Regions from separate parts of the Homo sapiens genome. Here region 1 is linked to region 2. A link is a loop called in an ENCODE intact Hi-C map of the cell type or tissue named here. Cell type or tissue: CD4-positive, alpha-beta T cell. All regions are shown on one strand. Each heading gives the region's core, and the rest is flanking DNA. Links, peaks and the distances in the headings are about the cores only. Region 1 overlaps FAM163B (family with sequence similarity 163 member B). Region 2 overlaps SARDH (sarcosine dehydrogenase).

Region 1 (2,897 bases), core at 242-2,741, 110 kb before region 2:
CAATTGCCAACGCCAACTGGAGGACTTGAAAACAGGATGTAAACATGACATTTCAAACACAAAGGTGAGGCCCTTGACAAATGCTACAGAGAAACCACTGATGCACCCAGGCGCCTCCTCCCCTACTGCTGTGGGTCCAATGCATACCCAGCGCATCCCACCGCAGCCGGCCTTTTCCTCCAGGGCCTCAGATCGCTCTTGGCAAAATAATCAGAGCTAACGCTAGGGGGATGTGTTGGTAGGAACCGCAGAGGGTCTGCACGGCTGGTGAACCAAGTGGAGACCAGGGGGTGAGAGGTGGCCTACAGCACGTGGGAAAAGCAACCCCAGCCACAATCCAGCTTGGAAAGCTAAAAGCCAATGAGATGACAGGGAAGTGGCCCAGCCTGTTCTCTCCCACCCGCAAAGGGAGAAGAGGAAATTCAGGGGCATCTTTAGCGGGGCCACTGCTCATTAGCCAAAGTTGACAGACTAGTCCTCCTGCCTCCTGGTGATGATAGGAGCCCGCATGTCTGTGCCACACCAGCTCCTTCCTGCTCCATGCTAATCCTTCAGGGCTTAGCTCAAGCACCACCTCCAGGAAGCCTTCCCTGCCTGCTCCAGCCCAGGGTGTACATTCCTTTGAATCTGGGGCACCTGCTACCTTGCACCCATCTTCTAATCCATGGACAGCTGCTTTTGCATTGCTATTTCTTTTCTTTTCTTTTTTTGGGGGAGGGGGCAGAGTCTCACTCTGTCACCCAGGCTGTAGTGCAGTGGTGTGATCTTGGCTCACTGTAACCTCCGCCTTCCAGGTTCAAGCAATTCTCATGCCTCAGCCTCCCGAGTAGCTGGGATTACAGGCGCATGCCACCACGCCCGGCTCTCTTTTTTGTATTTTTATTAGAGATGGGGTTTCACCATGTTGGCCAGGCTGGTCTCAAACTCCTGACCTCAAGTAATCCGCCTGCCTTAGCCTCCCAAAGTGCTGGGATTATAGGCATGGGCCACTGCGCCTGGCCTATTTATTTCTATTCACACTGCACATCCCTCATCCAACTATGAAATCCTTCCCTGGAGTGATTACTTGAGTGAACAAGTATATAAAATGAACACACACAAAAAATAAAACCTGTGGATGGCCTACATGACTGTTTACTGATATGGGTCCAGGTAAATCAATGACAGACTAGGGTGTCGACATGCAGACACAACCAAGACCTGTTAAGTCAAAAGGACAGGGAACAACACACACAGACTGGTCTCTCGGTGGTGCCCAGTGTGGCTGACACACACGTCACTGACACAGCCGAGCACTGGGGGGCAGGCCACACCCAGGAAACCGGGGGCTTTTACTTTGTAAAAAACCAGCCAACCAACCAACCAACAAAAGCTGAATAGCTTGGTTTTTCTCTTACTGCAAGCATGTATTTCTTTTATTCAAACACCCTTTAATATATGAAGTTAAATATATAAGGAGCATGAAGGAGACAGTCACCCTTGCTTTATGCAAATAGAACCTCTTTTCTGCCGTGGTGGGCGGTGAGTCTCAAACTCCACGGAACACAGGAATCACCTGGGGGCCGGTTACAACAGGTCTGGGGGCCTGGGAACCTGCATTTCTCACGGGTTCCTAGGGATGCTGCTGCTGCTGCTGCTGGTCCCCGAACCCCATCTGGAGTAGCACGATTTCAGATTGATGTCTATAAGGTAGTGCAGCCAGATACAGCAAATGCAAATTAGGATGATTTCAAAAGAGAGAGGACGGTTCTCCAGAGACCCGGGACCTGCCAGCAGGCCCAGCTCCCAGACAGGGCCAGCCTGTTGCACACAGAAACTGTGGACCTCCTCGTGAGGAACGGAGATGGAGGTGGCGATGATCCTGCCTGTGTGTGAACACTGAGGTCAGGAGCCAAGGCTGCCCCACGATGTGGGGTTTGCCTGCTTGCCAGGTGCAGACCGAGGCCTGTGGGCCCCGAGGCCACCTTACGGCAGAGCCAGGAAGTGAGCACGGGTCGGGGCTGCGTGGGGTGGAGCTGGCCTGGAAGAGGTTTTCGCTAGGGCTCTTCTCCCAGTCTGCTGGCTGGGAGGTAAGCTGGCACATCAGAGGCGGATGTAATGATTGCCATTTTATGAATGAAGAACCTGGGGCCCAGAGAGGCTGAGTAACCTCACGAGGGACGCATAGCTTGGATGGAAACACGGCTCTGCTGAGCTACAGAAGCTGTGCTCTTGTCCACTCAGCCACACTGCCACCCTCAGTAGCCAGGGAATGTGGTGGACGAGGTGGCAGCCCTGGGAGCCTGGTTTGTTTTGGGGTCTCTGTCCCAGTCCCTGCCCAGCCTCCACCGGAGCTCCCTAGCTGGTGCAGCCTTCTTCCACCTCTGCCACCTGGGAAAACTGAGCTCAAGGGCAGAGGTGACTAGCTCGGTCCGGCAGGGACCCACTCCCACAGGCACGGACGGCTCCCCGAGGGCTGAGAGCGCCCAGAGCACAGGCGGTAACATCCAGCCCAGTGGGATGATGGCTCTGACACTGAGCTGCTGCTGAAACAACAGTCCTCCCCCAGGGCCCCGGGGCCGCAACCTCACTGCCTACGTGCGGCCCATCCCGAGCGTCCGGCGCTGCCTGAGCCTGACTTAAGGGAGTGGTATAGGAGTGACATTTGGGCAGTCTCAGGCCGTCTCCCATCACCCCAACACAAACATCCAGCCCTCAACATGCTTGTCACTTGCCCTCTTCTTACCACCCTGGTCCAGGCCTCCATCATTTCCCTTCCTCCCCAGCTTCCTGCCTGCAGGGCCCCCTCTCCAAGTCATTCCCCATGGTGCAGCCAGAGAGGGTCCCTAAAGGGCAGAGCGAACCATGTCCCTCCGGGCTCCCAGAGCCTGGTTCCTGTGGACTGCGGCGGAAAGCCC
Region 2 (2,897 bases), core at 214-2,713:
TTGAGCCCAGGAGGTAGAGGCTGCAGGGAGCCAAAATCGCACCACTGCTCTGCAGCCTGGGCAACACAGCAAGACCTTTAAAAAAGGGGGGATTGGGGAGGTAACCTGGGCTGGGTTTGGGGATGGCCCAGGGAGCACCTTGGGAGGGCTGGAACTATTTCTAGGCCCAGGGAGGGCAGGAAAGAAGCTCTGAACAACCTCACAGGGAATCTGCGGGGAGCGCTATCAAGAGCTAGCGGAGGGGCAGCTGCAGGGAACAAGGGTCTCTTGGATGTTTCACAAATGACTCATGCGGGTTGAGTAACCCGAGGACACATGGGACCTCCAGGCAACATGGCCAGGGGCCAGGCCTGCGGCTCCCACCCTGACCTTGGTGAGCTCCACCATCCTGGAATGAGAGCTCTGCCTGCCCTCCCAGGCGCTCCCTAAGTCACGGGGGCCTGGGACTTCCCTGCTCTTTCCTGGAGGCCAAAGGCCATTGGCCGTGCCTGGCAAGGAGAAATGCTGATTCCCCACCAGTCTCCCATCCAGCCGACAGACCAGATCCAAGATGTCCTTGCCTGCACATCTTCCCCAAAATAGGGCTTCGTGGGGAGTACCGGCTCCCCAGGCTAATTAAAACGAGAGGAAGAGAAAGATAGAGAGAGACAGAGAGACGCCTGGGGTTATCTGTGCCCCTGGGATTCTTCCGGGCCTGTGTTTCTCGCTGCCAGACCCACGCAAGCTGCGGGGTGGGGGCAGTGAGTCACGGCTGTGTGCTCCTACCCTGCACGCTGCCCCGGCCCCTGGGGCTCTATCTGCTTCTCCCCGGGGCTGCACTTCACTCCAAAGGCTCCCATAGGAGTCGAATTCATTCAAGTAGCCCCTGCTGACGGCTGAGCAGATGCTGAGCGTGCCAGGACAGAGGGGGCTGGACTCCTCGGTGGCCACAGCCCTTCTGTGTCGGGACTCTTCCCTGTCTTTAGGGCCCTCATCCGCTCCCTGCATGGCCCGTGGAAGTCCCTGGGCTCCCCGCTTTGTGCCGCCCACCTCTACTCAAATGCTCTCTACAGCTGCTGGGCCTGGCCTATGCCCTGCACCGCCCCTGTGGCTTCTGGTCCCTAGGCCACCCTGCCGAGTCAGTGCTCCGTCACCATCTCACAGATGCACCTACTCCAGAGGGCACCCATTCCAGTGCCCTTCACTAAAGGCACAGAGGGACTCACCAGGCTTCTGACACGAAGTTTCCCTGGGGGCAACACTGTGTCTTCCTGAACCTCTCTCCCAGCCCTGAAGCGGGGCCAGAGCTCCCCCTACCAGGAAGCAGTGGGGAACACCATGTGATTCTGCTGGAACCCCAATGTGGGGGATTGTCTGTGCCCACCTGGTGCTCCCCTGCTCAGATCACGTATCCGCGGCAGGCCCAGCGCTGACTCGCCCTCCAGGGCCGGGCTAGGCTGCCCCTCCTCCTGGCCGCCCGTCTGTGTCCTCAGGCTGTGGCCACCCAGTCACCCCATGCCTCGTGTCAGAGCACCCACCCACGGGCTGTGATCAGTGACTTGCATTGGGTCTCCCCTGCCAGAAGGAGGGCGCTGGCCCTGAGCGTGCCTGCCTCCACCACCGACGAAGTGCCACTTAATGTAGAATGAATGCCCTCATGAAGGAATGCTGGTGCTCTGGGGTCACCGGTAGCTCCTGGGCTGCCCCACACTCAACTCAGGGACGTCTGGCTCAAAGTCCCGTGGTTATAAACACTGGGGTGCCAAGGTCAGCTGCAGCCCCTCCTGCTTCCCAGAGAGTGCACCTTTGCCAGGGCCCAGGCCAGCAGCCTCAGCCCCACACCCGCCCCCTGGGGCAGAGCCTTCCGGGCTCCCCAGGCCAGCAGCCTCAGCCCCACACCCGCCCCCTGGGGCAGAGCCTTCCAGGCTCCCCAGGCCAGTAGGGTGGGGTGGGGCTGAGCTGCGCTGTGGATGACCCACGTGGGGCATCTGGGAGCTGAGCCCACCTTTTTGCTCCAGCCTCTTCCAGCTAAGTTCTCCTGGGGCTAGCAAGGAGGGCCAGAGTTAGGGGAATCTTGACACAAGAACCTTCCCCCGCTGAGCTGGCCTCCAGGTGCAAGCCGCCAAGAACAGGAGGGAGGCCAGCAGCATGGGGTCCTGGCCAGGGCAGTGCTCTCTGGGAGCGGTGGGGGCTGGGGCTGGAGGCAGAACTGGGACTCACAGCTGTATAAGCCTCTCATCAGGGAAGGTCTCAGCCCTTCCATTCCTGGCTCAGCCTCACAGGGTGCTGGGATGTGGCCCGCTATTCCCATTTTACAGATGAAAACACAGAATTCCAGGGACAAGTCAAGTCTAGGGATGAAGAAGCCCAGGTGGGGAAGCCAGGACCAGCCACCCTTGAGGCAGGAGGAGGCCCTGGCCTCGTGCTTGGGGCAGATGATGGCCCTTGTGAAGCCCAGGCCTCTCGCCCGTAGAGGGGAATAAAGGCCACACCTAGTACCCAGGGCTGCTGGAGCCAAGCAGCGAGAGGGACCGGGGACAGCCCTGGGTCCCCTGTGTGACACAGGCTGGTCTCACGGGGCATCACTACTAACAGTCATCAGACCAAAGGACCCATGGACGCCCACCCCAGCTCCGAGGCTGTCACTCACCAGGGCCGCAGACCGTGGACTTGATTCCTGTCTTCTCCAGCACGGGGACCCTGTTGATGGCGCCTTCAATGTGCTGGGTGAACACCTCCCAGTCCAGGTCAAAGAGGCCGAAGGCAAACTTGTCTGACACCTGCCAAGGCAGGGCAGGGGAACATCTCCGTTGTCCCCAAGAAGGCCATGCATCCCCATGCCAAACCTGCCTTGTGATGGCTGCCAGGCCAGCCTCTGCTGAATCAGATGCATTAGAGGGCTGGTGGTCACCCACACG

The links. Hi-C counts contacts between places; a loop is a spot of excess contacts. Peaks named below come from ENCODE experiments on the same cell type or tissue, not always from the same donor. Only the 100,000 strongest peaks of a DNase experiment are listed, where the experiment ranks them.
Region 1: a loop joins it to region 2, with 3 times the contacts of the local background. A loop is called at or near these places in 21 of 110 quality-filtered maps.

The regions. Positions count from the first base shown.
Region 1 is chr9:133,603,141-133,606,037 of GRCh38, forward strand. All of the region lies in intron 1 of FAM163B (family with sequence similarity 163 member B), which reads right to left. Among named protein-coding and RNA genes, the nearest start is that of FAM163B, 4.8 kb to the right of the region's middle. In CD4-positive, alpha-beta T cell, for the core only: no CTCF peak of the experiment used is centred there; a DNase peak (open chromatin) is centred at 1,291.
Region 2 is chr9:133,714,697-133,717,593 of GRCh38, forward strand. It overlaps SARDH (sarcosine dehydrogenase), which reads right to left. Exons shown (of 21, transcript NM_001134707.2): 8 at 2,630-2,759. Among named protein-coding and RNA genes, the nearest start is that of SARDH, 22 kb to the right of the region's middle. RefSeq lists enhancers at 907-1,610, 1,611-2,312. In CD4-positive, alpha-beta T cell, for the core only: CTCF peaks have their summits at 1,312 and 1,523; a DNase peak (open chromatin) is centred at 1,285.